2 separate regions of the Mus musculus genome follow, and region 1 is linked to region 2. Evidence: chromatin contacts called from ENCODE Hi-C data. All regions are on one chromosome and are shown on one strand. Each heading gives the region's core, a stretch centred on a gene start or an enhancer-like site at or near the end of the contact. The rest is flanking DNA. Distances are from core to core; before and after follow the strand shown. Region 1 holds the start of Dnajc10 (DnaJ heat shock protein family (Hsp40) member C10). Region 2 holds the start of Cwc22 (CWC22 spliceosome-associated protein).

Region 1 (6,561 bases), core at 954-3,453, 2.4 Mb before region 2:
CTTTTTTACATAACCGTTTAAGCACATCAGTATAAATATCCCGATATTTAAAAGAGAAAGTTTGCCTACCGGGTTTTTATCAGGATGTAACTTCAGTGCTAATTTCTTAAAGGCTTGTCTTATTTCTCTACTGCTTGCAGTTTTCGACACTCCAAGTAAACTGTAAAAATTCTGATCTGTGCCCACCACAACGACCACGTACAGTATCAGAAGACAGAGACTGATCCTCTTCAAGTCTCTGATAAAGTCATCTTTGTTTAACCAGACTCCCATTCTCTTTCTTATGAAAGTTCTGACTTATGTGAACATTAAGATACAATGCTGGGTCCGGTGGTTAAAATAGACACACGTGAGAATCTCTGTCCACATAACTTCAAGGGTCAATCAAGCATCTCGGGAACACAGCTCAGAAATGTTAACCTAAAGAGAGCAAACCAGGCAGTTAAAATACTTTTCAGACTTAACATTTATAGCATGATTTGTCAAGCGACACAGCCAGTAATACAGTTTCCACACTGAAGGTCACATCCCTGTGAATAGCTTTGAACCCCTATTCTCCAGGACCCTCCCTTGCCCCTGTATTCAGGTAGGCATGTTTGTAAAATCACTGATAGCAGGAAAAAGGTAATGAGTAGTAGTAGCTAGCTAGCTTTCAAGAAAAACACAGGCACACATATGCGAGAGAAAGAGAGAGAGAGAGAGAGAGAGAGAGAGAGAGAGAGAGATGGGGGAGGGAGGGAGGGACAGAGACAGAGATACTGAGAGAGACAGGGACAGAGACACAAAGGCTCTGGTCAATATGATGCTACCAGGATAAGACTCAGCAGTATTTCTTTTCTCTCCCAGCACGCTGCCCTTTCTAATACCTCCTCCCTTTCAGCTCCTTCCACGCCTGGAAAGCTTATCAAGTTCCTTTTTTAAATCTAATCTCATTTGTAGAGAATGCCTTCGAGGGAAAAACAAGGAAGCATGAAGCTTTTCCAAGAGGGTTGTACTTTTTTACATAACCGTTTAAGAACATCAGTATAAAAATAGATAACTTAAAAAAGCAGGCCACACAAGTTCTCTAAAGTGTTAGCACCAAGAGAAGATATTTTATAATAATTGCAAATCAATGCAATTTCACTGTAAAGCTCCTGTCTGGAGTAAAAACTAGGAAAACAAAGAGCACCAGGCATTGCTTGAGGGTAAAACCCTAACATTTAACCTTACAGCTAAACTAGTCCTCTTTAATATCTTCAAATGCTTTGGGGGAAAAAAAAAAGATCTAACTTCCCTAACCTCCTCAGTTTCAGCTCTCTTCCCTTAAGTCCGGATATGTTTCTAAGTATTTCTCCTTACCTGGGAACAGGCCTCACCTCACGTCTAACTCCCTTTTTTCACCCGCCTCCCCTAATAGCCCTTTGTAAAATATACTGACAGTAAAACAGAAATACCCAGACTGACAACCATCAGGAAGGAAAACAAATGAAGAACAAATCTCAACAAAGGCGACTTTGGGATAAGGTGTCCCTCGGCTTAGGGTGGGTTCAGGCAAAGCCTGGGAATAACTGAACAGCCTGGGGCCAGTGAGGCTGCAGGTAAACGCAGTGTTAATGAGGGATGCTGCCACCGCTCCAGAGCGGGATCGGGGAGAGGCGAAAGACAGAGGGTACGGGGCTGGCAAGGGTGCGCCTTGAGGTCCCAGGTCGGACCAGGGAGAGAGACCCCGAGTTAGAAAGTGCGAGCAGAAGGGGGCTCGCAGAGGTGGGGTGGAGGGGGCCGTGAAAACCCGGCGCAATGGGGGCACCGAGGCGGTGGGATGGGTCTGGCGTCCTCCCTCCCTGATGCCCCCGCAGTGCGTGGAGCCCGGCCCGCGCCCACCTCGGCGTCCTCAGCTACTGCCCCATCCTCAGGTCGCCGAGCTCCGGACCCGGCAGGACCGGACGCTGCCTGCGAACGCGCGCAGCAGCAATTCTGCCGCTCCCGTCGCGCCGGCGGGGCGGGGCCTGGCGCGGGGCATTGTGGGAAAGGCGTGGGCGAAGGCCGACGGGTGGCCAGCAGGGAGGGACGGGTGGGACCGCCGAGGCTGACGTGGCCTTCTGTGTGGCTGCGGCGGTGGCTGCGGGTCCCGCTCCTAGCCAGAGATAGGGAAGCATCCCGCAGCGCGGCCCACAGGCATCTTGCGGCCGTAGTCAACCGCTGGCGGAAGGAAGGGTGTGAAGCCCGCCTTTTCCGGTCCCGTTGCCAGGGCGACGGGAAAACCCGGGTGGAGAGATCCGGCTCTCTGGAGGTTTGGTTAAAGGGTGGGTATCCTTGAAAGGGCAGATTTGGCAGAAAGTGGAGAACTTGTCTGAATTGACCCCGTTGCCAGGGACCGGACAGAATAATTAAAGTTTTCTAGAAATAAAATTGTTTACAACTTTTATGTATCAACAAATATGAAGCGTTCTACAGGATTTCTGGATTTGTGAATCTGCCTTCTGATCCTCTCCTTTACTGGATTTGTTACAGAAACTGCAGTGTTTGAGTCATGACACTTTGACCGTTGAAGTAGACACATTAAAGTCCCTGAAAGAGGAAGTGATGGAAGCTGGTGGTAGTGATTTGAAATAAGTAGAAATTGATAGTGAGTCTTTGGGTAGTTAACCAGATGTCAGTTAATAATTTTATGGCTGTAGGACCTGTTGCTAAACCAACATATTGTAGGAAAGAAGCGGAAGTATAACGAACAAAGGCAGAAATATCAGAAAGAGCCTGAAGTAGCAGCTGTTAACCTGTACCAGGAACTGGCCGAAGTACACACGCGTTAACTCAGCCCTAAAATATTCTCGGGAGATACAGCTGATTATCATACACATGTCAAAATGGAAAATAAATGGGTAACTAAAAATTGAGGAAAATAAGATTAACACTTAAACAACCTAGTTCATTATGCCACGGTGATCCAAAACTCCTTAGAAAAAAATCTAAAAGCAAAACAGAGAACTGAAGAATCAAGTGGAAACTAATAGGTTTTTGTTACCATAGTGAATACATTTCAACTTATATTTTTAGATGGTAAGGAAGCTTCTTAAAGCTTTATTGTAAAGGACTGGAGTTGCATCTTACATAGTTTGCAACTCCTGAAGGGAGGATTCAAAGGAGATGCTTAGGAAAGGAAAAGCAGAGAAAACACAGACACACAGGCAGCATGCCACAAGTAATTTAAAGCAGTGTGTAAAACATTTTCTCTTCTCTGGGATATGTACTGGTGGGTAACAAGAGCAAAGACTTTCTGCTCCTAATAAATTGGATGATAGAGGGACACATTAGCCTGTTAGTTATTCAAATATATCTGTAATTAGGAAGGAAAAAATATGAAACACAGATCACAGTAAGACCAAAAGGTAGAAACGACCATCCAACAGCTTTCAGCTCATTTTAAGAGGTTTTATGGCTCAGTGGTTAAGATTACTGGCTGCTCTTCCAGAAGACAGAGTTCAATTCCCAACACCCACATGGCAGCCCACAACTATCTGTAACAGCAGTTCCAGAGGCTCTGGCACTCTTGCACAGACATGTAGGCAGAACACCAATGTGCATAAAAATAAACAAATCTTTAAAAATAAACTTAAAAGTCCTCCCCCTTTTCAATGGGAAGCTGAAGAAGAGTTTTAAGTGATGAAATGTTTTATGTAAGGATGACTTTGCTTAATTTGAAATGATCTTAAAGTTACAAGGAATTAAATGTTGTAGTACAAAAAAATTGTTTTTCTCAAAAGTTTGGGAGTAAGTTGACTTCTCCCATGACCCCCCCCACCCCCCAAAACTAGTGTGTGTTTTTTTCACAGATGGGATGCTTTCTTTTAAAAGTACAACCTTCGAATATGGGAAGTTTCTGTGAACACATTATCAGTGTCTAGTCCACAAATGTCAGATTCCGGTTTTTCCAATTATCAGTAAGACTTCCCAGTATGAGGATCTAGTAAGGAGCTATTTTTCTTTTTTTCTGTTTAGCACAATCGTGTTTTAGACTTCCTTAATGAGAAATGTTTATCCAGTTTTCCCAGATTTCAAGGTCTTAAACTTGTATAGAATTCAGGCCAGTTGTGTTATAGATACTATAGATAGATCCTATTTTTATGTGACTGAGGATTCTTCATGATTTGATTTAGTTGTGTTCATTTGACAGACATGTAACAAATGGCATTGTATTCTCACTGTCTTATCTGATGGTCTCAAATTTTTGTTTCTCCCATTGTTGGTAGTGGTAAATAACTTGAATAGGAGGATTTTTGTGATTTTTTTCCATGTAAGTTACATTTTACTTTTAATAAGATGTCCTTTGTAGGGAGCTACTTGGAGAAATAAATTCTTCTTGTTAAGCTTTCGATTTATTTATTGTATTTTTGTGGATTCATAGATTCCTGTTTTATAAAATTGATCAAACCTGTTACTCTCTTTTACTTAGAAATTTAAGTAGTTTTATATCTGGCCAGTTGAAACTCTTAAAAAATTTTTTTTGTGCCATCTTGCCAATCTTACCATTCTCTAAGCTTAGATGCTTTTGTACACAGTAGGATTTTCTAGGGTCATTCTGGGCTCTTCCTGCTTTGGTACTGACAGGAGCTGTTTCTCCAAGAAGTCTTGATTACTTTGAAGATGATATTTGATTACAAGATCTAAGGCTTGCTCCTTAGTACTGTAGCACTCATTGCTTCTTAGTGGAGAGGCAGTGACCATATGTTCACACACATATATTCATGGTTATGTTTACAAAACTATTAGAGGCCATATGTTCATATACACAAATATTCATGTTTGTGTGCATAAAATTATCATGTTACACCAATACTTCCAATGCTCAATGCATTTCTATGTGATACAGAATGTATTCATTCTATATAATTTTTCCCTTTGCAAATCTGTAGCCTTTTTTTGCTGATGGTGAAAGCATGTTTTCCCTTGTTCTTGAGATCTCTACTCATTTGCTTCTCCATGTTACACATTTCCCACTACTCTTTTTGGCCCTCCCTTCTTATAACCAGCTTGGAATCCCTACTACATTCTGATTGACTCCCTTGACAGATGTTCTACTCAATCCATTCAGGTCTAACCTGGGTTAGGCTACAATTTCACAATGACACTTTCTTCACAAGAGGGATACTTCCTTTTAATTTTTAGTTCCATCTGGGGAACTAAGTATCACTCAAGATTCAGTATGTTTCTTCTGTAGACATTTTTTGTGTACAATAGAAAGTATACAGTAGAAAGAAATAAAGTGTATTTGACATTATCTTTTATTGTTATACTAATCGCAACCTATTGCAAGAACATCTTATTGGCTGGTCTACAGTACTGATTCTTTGAGATAAGAAGTTGGGTTTTATTTCTTCCCCCAATGCCTCATTAGAAGAGAACTTGGCATGTATTCAACACATGCATTAGGGTGGAATGAAGAATCAATATTTGGTTTGTATGAAGAGGAAGAGAAGTCTTTTGTTCCAAAAGCTACTGTTTGAGGCTGGGCAAAGCTCACATTCACAGGGCAAAAAATAAATGATAAATGAGCGGTAGAAACAGTATGGTCCATATGGTGAATTTTAGGGTGACATGCTCAGATAATTAGAGGAAAGTATGCGTGATTCTAGTAGAAAGAGTTCCTTAAAGTATTTGAACGTTCAGACATTGGGTACATTCTGGAGTCATTATGCCTATTCCTTCCTCTCACAGGGAGACTTTGAATGACTTATCCAAAGTCATTCAAAAGGATGGAATTGGAGTGCAGTCAATATCTTCTGCATTCTTAGTGTAAAATGACAATTATAGCTAAAACTGCATATACCTCATATGTCTCAGGTGCTACCTAAAACATGCCACCTCCCATTAATACATTTAATTATTGCAACAGCCCTCTGAGGTAAGCACTTTTATTGGCAATTCTTTTTTTAAAAATAAGTTTATTTCTTGCTGTTAATTATTATGTGTATGTTTGTGTATCTATGTTCGGACATGTGCAGGTGACTTCAGGGGACAGAGATGTTAAGGCTTCCTGGAGCTGCTGGAGTCACAGGCAGTTGTGAGCCACCCAACATTGGTTGTGATAATCCAACTCAGGCGGTCCGAGCAGTGAGAATCTGAGCCCTCAGGCAGTGTGCTGTGTGCAGTGTGCAATGAGAGATTACTGGCTGAGCCGGCACTCCAGGCTCTGTTGCCAATTCTACTTAGGAGGAAACCAAAACAGAGAGGAGGATAAGCCTCTTGCACTCATCCCATAGACTTTGGATTCAACATAGGTAGTCTCTATCAGAAGTCCACCAAGACAAATAAGACAGTAATATAAGACAGAATCTGTAAGGCAAAGGAGTCTGGACAAGGTTTAAAGGAGACAAGGTCTAAGGTCCCAAAGTCCTGACCCTGTGGAGCTGTGTAGGGTTCCCCACTCCAGAAACAAGCTTCGACATATGCTATGTGTTGTGTCCAGGGAAATGTAATAAAGGCTAAATGCCTGAGGTTTGTACTGGAGCTAAACACAAAATCATCCTCTCCTTTGCAGCTCTCAATGCCCTGGACTCCCAGAAGGACAGTAGGTATTCAGCT
Region 2 (7,131 bases), core at 193-2,692:
ATGAATTCCACCATCACAATAATGGAATAAACCTCTGTTGTAAGCCAATTAGATTGGCTGTTTGTTTGTTCATTTGTTTGTTTGTTTGAATATAACAATTGCTGTAGTCATGGTGTCACTTTATAGCAGGAGAAACGCTAACAAAGTCATACTATCTCTAGGAAAAGGCTGAAAGCTCAATCACCCTAAAATTATAATAAAGAAGCAGAGCTTACTGCCCCAGGCATTTGATGCCAGCCCCTAGGAAGCAGAGCCAGGCAGATCTCTGTGAGTTCAAGACCAGCCTGGTCTACATAGTAAGTTCCAGGCCAGCCAGGGCTACATAGTGAGACCTTGTCCCTGTTTAAAAAATAAACAAAATTCTTGGAGAAGCCAGGCCTGGTTTACAAAATACTTTGAAATATAAAGATGATGTTGTTTTAGGAAGAGCTTTCCAATCACATTAGCATGCTCTTTAACACTTACCTTTTGGTAACACTGAAAATCAAAGACTAAGGAAACAGTATAATTGAGGCCAGTGCTCTAAACTCGTTACAGATTTCACATTCCAACCCTGAAAGTATCATAAATACAACTTGCTTCTTTTTTTTTTAATTTTTTAATTAATTAATTAATTTATTTATTTTCGGAGACAGGGTTTCTCTGTATAGCCCTGGCTGTCCTGGAACTCACTTTGTAGACCAGGCTGGCCTCGAACTCAGAAATCCACCTGCCTCTGCCTCCAGAGTGCTGGGATTAAAGGCATGTGCCACCACGCCAGGCAACTTGCTTCTTTTCTTTTTTCACCTTCCTCTCTCTCTCTCTCTCTCTCTCTCTCTCTCTCTCTCTCTCTTTCAAGACAGGGGCTCATTATGTAGCTCTGGATGTCTTGGAACACACAGTGCCAGTCTCAGCCTCCAAAATATTTGGAGTAAAGGCAGACACCACCATGTTGGGCCTCCAATTTACTTCTCACTGTCCTTACAACATATCATTTATAATCAGATAGTCTTCCATTCACTTGAATTTAAAATCTTGGAACTTAATAGATACTAAACATTTTGTCACTTTCCCCTCTTCTCCCAAACAGACTTTTGGTAAAGCTTCTGTCAAAAATCTGAAAGGGATCGCTACTTTTTTTATTATTTTCAGGCAAGGTATTATATAGTAAGCCTCTGCGGTAGTTTCATAGTATGTATCTTAGTGTTAAGCTTTTACACTGAAAAAAAAAAAAAAGAAAGAAAAGCTACGGTGTCTACTAAGAGCTACTTTTTATGGCTTTAGAAGATGAGTAGTGTTAGAATAAGAAGCATGCCTCGAAAACCTAGCTCTCAAAAGTGTCTCTAGTGTGACCTCCTATCCGAACGAACTACAATTCCCGTCATGCACTGCGGTCCAACTACAACTCATTTCCGTCCGCGCTGCCAGAGCATGCTGGACTTTGTAGTTCACTCGGACTCACATGTTCTTTTCTCGTGTTCTTTGTAAGGAATGACAGTGTTACTAGCTGGATTGCTTTGACTCAAGGTGTTACTATACCGCATTATCATTAATCGTATCACATACCTGCCAATTCACTACCAGTTTTTCACTAATTTCTCGCGCTACTTTCACCCGGGAAAGGGAACTGACGCTCTTCCGGTATGATGGCGGCGCGGTGGAGCTTTAGGTAATTACGGAACTCTGAAGACTCGGGATAGACTAGGAGCCAGAGTGGGGGCGGCGGGTTGCTAGGTCGCGTGGAGAGGGCAGGGACTTGCGAGTGGGCGCTTGCCCGGTGGGCCTTGCTTTCCTCATGTGGCTGCGCCGTCTCCACCGGCGGCCCGCGAGGTGCCGTGTGAGCCGGCTGGGCCTAGCGCCGGCGGCGGGGCGTGCGTGTCTGGGCCTTGGTCTGGGTTGTCGGTGAACACCTCTCCTGGGAGCACCCTGGGTCGCGTCCCCAGTCGGCGTCCCGGGGCTGGCATTAATAAATTCTGGTAACGCGTTTGCCTCATTCCAGCTTATCCCAGTAGCCAATTCTATTACATTTTCATTTATGGATCGTTTTCATTGACTTGACTGAACCCCTGTCATGTTTAGCCCTAGTGATCCATGTTTCGCATCTTCTGTGTTTAGGTCGCATACGTAGTTAACCTTAACTCTAAAAGCCTCTACTATTTGCAACTTCCAAACATGGGTTTGCAGTTCCTGCCCCTAGCGAGCTGCAGGCCCTACAGTACAAACAGCACTGTGCCAGCTGTTTGACCTGCTCTAAATGCAAGACTTTTTTGATACATTGTAGCCACTTAACTCGCCCCCCCGCCCCCCGGAAGAATAATTTGGGGAAAGGTATTAATAGAAACAGTAACTGAGCCCCGGCAAGCCGTTGGTGAGTTTGCCCAGTGGTTAAAAGCACTCTTTCAGAGGGATCTAGGTTCGATCCAAGCACCCACAAGATGGATCACAACAAATTATAATATCAGATTCAGGGGACTGGATACCTGCTTGCTGATAGCCACTTGCACCAGCAACTTGAACTGTCCCTATATGTATATGAAGGCAAAAAAGATCCATACATGTGAAAATGAGCTACCTTTTCTGTTAATTGTGCTCTGTATTTAAACTGCCTTTTGTTTATTTATTTTTCCTGTTCTCTGTGTAGTCTTGACTGTCTTGGAACTCACTCCTTAGAGCAGGCTGACCTCAAATTTAAAGAGTTCTGCCTGCCTCTGCTTTCTGAGTGCTGGGATTAAAGGTGTGGGCTAGCCGGGTTTAGACTGGTTATTTTAGTTGAGTCCTACCTTGTTCATGACTGGCCCAGTCAGACTCAGTCTGGAAATAGACCAGTTCCAGAAAGAAGTGATTATCGGTAATACAGCAGATTGGAACTAATGTCTTTGAGGGTTTTTCTGTCAGATTTCCCTTGTTTTCTCTGTAAGTCTGAAATTACTGCAGGAACTCTAGCCAGCTTGAATGTGGTGGACAAGGCTCTCCTTCCCAAGTCCCCGTGTCTTGTTAAAAACCGTTAGATCACATTCCTCAAGCTAGCCCCCAAGATCTGTTCCCTGATCTAACCTGCAGAGATCCAGCTATCAAAGCATTGAAGTCCAACAATCCAAAACCTCTCTGGGGTCAACTAATTGACATGCCCAATTTAAATTAAATACCTCAGCCTAACCCCTCTACCCGCTACGCTAATATTTTCCTATATGTATGTCTTCTCTCTATCCAGAGACAGTCCTTTGTTCCCTTGGGACAAATACCCCTTTACCCTCTCCCTTGTTCCCTTCCCCTTCTCCCTCATCCTAGTGTCCTGTCTTTGTCTCCTGTTTCTTGCCCTTTGTCCTTCTGGGGCAAATAAGTCTCCTTTGTGCAGAGAACACGCTCTTGGAGTGTCTTGAGCCAACTTTGAGGTTCCCTACAATTACGAGCAAGGGAGGCCGATGGAGCACTAAGGATTTCAGAAAACTCTCAGGCTTGTTAACACTTTTTCTTACACCTCCCAAGTAAACATGGGAGAAGACAGTTGAATGCTTACCTCAGCACAAACTTTGAAGACATTTTTTAAAATGTTTTTTTTAAAAAGATAGCACACATGGGCAGGGGAGTGGATTCAAACAAGCCTTTGCCTATCGTGCCATGTTAGTAAATGCCAGTGAACAGAAAGGAAAGAAAGTGTGGGGCATCCTTTTTTAGGAAAAGCTTCAATGATTAAAGAATTGATAACTTAGTAAGCGAGACCCAGAATTAACTGTTTTTAATCTATCTTTGAGCCTAACTCAGTAGTGGCTTAAGCCAGGCAAAGTTCAATACTTCCTCCTTGAAAATTTATCCTGTGGGTGCTCTGAATCACTTTACAAGGGGAGGCTCTTTCTAGATCAGAGCTTCTGTGATGGGTGGTCGAGCTTGGTGTCTAGAGGCTACATGGTAATATTTCCTTTACACCAGAATATGCTCAGAAGAAAAAAGTATACAAACATAACTTCTAATGATATGAAAGGTCATTTCTAACCAATCTGTGCAAGTTAGCAGATTTTGTTGACAAAGCTGGGGACCAGATTTGACTTGTGGAGTGCAGACACAAAGTATGAAGTGAAGATGAAGGCCTATGCTACATTCGGGTCCAGTTACCTCTTGGGCACACAGCATCTACTAGTGCTGCCTTGATGCAGATAATGACAGACAGCTTGGTGGCCCCAAGAATAAGGGGTAGAGGAATATTCTTTATGTGATGTCAAAATAACTTGACTCCTCTTCGGATCTAAGATAATCTAAAGTTACCTTCCTGTAGTGGCTATTCCTGGTTGTCAACTTGACAATATTTGGAATGAACTACAATCCGGAATTGGAAGGCTCACCAGTGACCCTTATCTGGAGGCTTGGAGATCCTTATCTGGATCTTGGTTTGAAGATCTTGAGCCATAGTGGCTATGGATTCCAGAAGATTGAATCTCCGAGTTAAGGAACACACCTTTAATCTGGGCTATGCCTTTCATCTGGGATTAAAGGTGTGGTGGAACACACCTTTAGGATTAAAGGTGTGGTGGAACACACCTTTAATCTGGGCTACACCTTTTGCTGGAGACAATATAAGGACATTGGAAGAAGGGAGTCTAGCTCTTGCTCTTGCTCCTTCGCCTGCTTGCTGCGTGAGACTGAGTAACTGCTAGATCCTTGGACTTCCATTCACAGCTGCGACTGAACCATTGTTGGGAATTGGGCTGCCGACTGTAAGTCATCAATAAATTCCTTTACTATTTAGAAATTATCCATAAGTTCTGTGACTCTAGAGAACCCTGACTAATACACTTCCCCTTACAAAACTTTTAGATTTTGAACATGTTATGTATCTGGTACTATCTTAGCTTTGTGTGTGTGTCTGTGTGTGTGTGTTTATGTCAGTGATTGAAAATTTCAGAGATTTGCTGTATCCATAGAAGGCCTTTCATGATTTAGCTTCGTGAGTCTCTTAGGGTCCACATCATTTATGTTCATTTTCTACGTGCTTCCTTTACGGGAATGACTTGAAGTCATCATTCATTTGTTTGTTAGTTTTAAATGTCTTTGAGCCTGTATGTATGTGGGCCCCTGTCCCTTTTCGTTCTGTATGGATAGAATTCCTACTTATCCTTTAGGACTTGGCATTGGTACCTCCTGTTTTTTGTACACCTAGCAATAGTGTGTTTGTAGCATAGCTACAACATCTAGACATTCCTCTACCTAAAGGTTAAGAACATTCACCTTTTGATGTCTTGTGTGTCGTGTAATGTAAATATTACCTTCCTATCCACAGCTGCTGTTTTTATCAGAAAGACTGTATGGTATAGCCTCATCATTTTGAGGTCCTGTATTTTGTATTTTCTCAGTTGTTACAGTCTCAAAGAGACTCTTCTGCACAAATAAGCTTGAACAAATGAAGAAATATTGGGTTTATGATTAGAAGCACTAAAGTGTTTCGTTGAAAGGCACGAATTGTGGTGAGGATGATGGTCTTTTTAAATTAATGTTTTCTTTGGTCTTTGTTATCATGAAAATGGGTAGAAACCTGCGTTTAAATCAGTAGATCAAGAGAAACTATAATGACACTATTTGCTCGATGAATGAGGCACCAGGCTACTGAATAAAATTAAGCCCCACTCCCAGGCACCAAACCCATGAGCCAAGGCTATATAGGAAAGTAAGCTAAGAGACAGAGATAGGATCTAAGTTCCATGACTCAGGAGAGTGGCAGGGAGGAGGCTCCTTAGGCTTTGTTCTGTTCAGTAGCAGAAGTACTGCTATTGAAGAAATTATTTTCTGTTAAAAATATATTGTAAAGTGAAACATTGTAGAAACAGATCTAGAGACAAAGGTTTCTGTTTTAGAAATGTCTAAGGACATTTGGAAAGTAGGGGATAATCCTAAATATGTTCTAATGGAATCTATGTTTAATTTCAAAGCCTGGTTACCCCACGGGCAGCTTCACAGATACTTAAAAGGATCCTTTTGCTCCTCATAAGTGGAGTGCCAAGTTTAGTATGCAAAGGGAACTTATATTTCAGAGATTGTTACAGATGGTGCTAAAAGTCTGAGAAATCTTATCAAACCCTCTGGCTCTGGAATGAAGCTAACGTTCTATTAGGGAATCTTCTCTAAACAGAAACTCCCACCAGCCTCTTGTATACAGAGGCAGAGAATGGGAAAACGGCAAATCTGGCTGGGCAGTGGTGGCGCACACCCTTAATCCCAGCACTTGGGAGGCAGAGGAAGACGGATTTCTGAGTTTGAGGCCAGCCTGGTCTACAGAGTGAGTTCCAGGACAGCCAGGGCTACACAGAGAAACCCTGTCTCGAAAAACAAACAAACAAAACCCCAGCAAATTTGTTTCTTCTATTAAGAAAAAGAATAAAATTAAGACTTGATGACTGACAGGGAGTAAAGAAAAAAATGAATTGCCACTTTGGAACATTTACAGGAGACAAGCTAGAGGAAAAGCTGGCTTCAAATGGAGAGAAGGAAATAAGGCCAGTTTGCACTGCCTTCTTTTGGAGGCCATCAGGGTCCATATGGGGGCTTCCTCTCTGACTGGAGCTCCATAAAGAAGCATGGGCTAGACTGGAATGACAGCCGACACTGTAGAAAAGAAGGTGCTCTTCAGAGAATATAGCAAGATGAAAGTCATCCATAGTCATTTGTTCTTATGACTTGCATGTGTCAAAAGCTTCCAGTGTCATGTTATAGTAATGAACAGAACGAAGAATCCATGAGCAAAGTATAACTTAAAAGGCAAGAGCAGGAGGCAGAGGAATTGCTGAGTGGTGATATATAAGCTGAGAACTGAGAACTTGGAAGGACAGAGGGATGGATGGCTCAGCAGGACCAGGTCTGTAGCAGTGTCTGGTCAAAGCAGGGAGTTCTTTCTGGATTTTACAACAGATCATTTTATAACCCTGACCAACGCTGAGAAAGAAAGGATGAGGAGGAGGAGTGTAGTGAAGTTAAGAATAGGGACATCAAGTTGGGACCTATCAAAACCATCTTCGCAGCATAGGGAGGGAGCAAAATAGACTATAAATAAGTTCAACATGTAGATTTTAAAAATTATTTAAAACTAAACTGCTGGGCGTGGTGGCGCATGCCTTCAATCCCAGCACTTGGGAGGCAGAGGCAGGCGGATTTCTGAGTTCGAGGCCA

Evidence for each region. A loop is a pair of places that touch in the nucleus more often than their neighbours do.
Region 1: a map of heart shows a loop between it and region 2 (4-fold over the local background). The contact joins the promoter of Dnajc10 here to the promoter of Cwc22 in region 2. A Hi-C loop is called at or near these places in 3 of 37 maps with a recorded cell type or tissue (heart and v-Abl transformed pro-B cells).

What each region holds. Positions count from the first base shown.
Region 1 is chr2:80,311,108-80,317,668 of GRCm38, reverse strand. Dnajc10 (DnaJ heat shock protein family (Hsp40) member C10) reads right to left here and starts at 2,203. Exons shown (of 23, transcript NM_024181.2): 1 at 1,864-2,203; 2 at 70-420. The coding sequence starts at 273.
Region 2 is chr2:77,940,667-77,947,797 of GRCm38, reverse strand. It overlaps Cwc22 (CWC22 spliceosome-associated protein), which reads left to right and starts at 1,442. Exons shown (of 20, transcript NM_001362658.1): 1 at 1,442-1,648.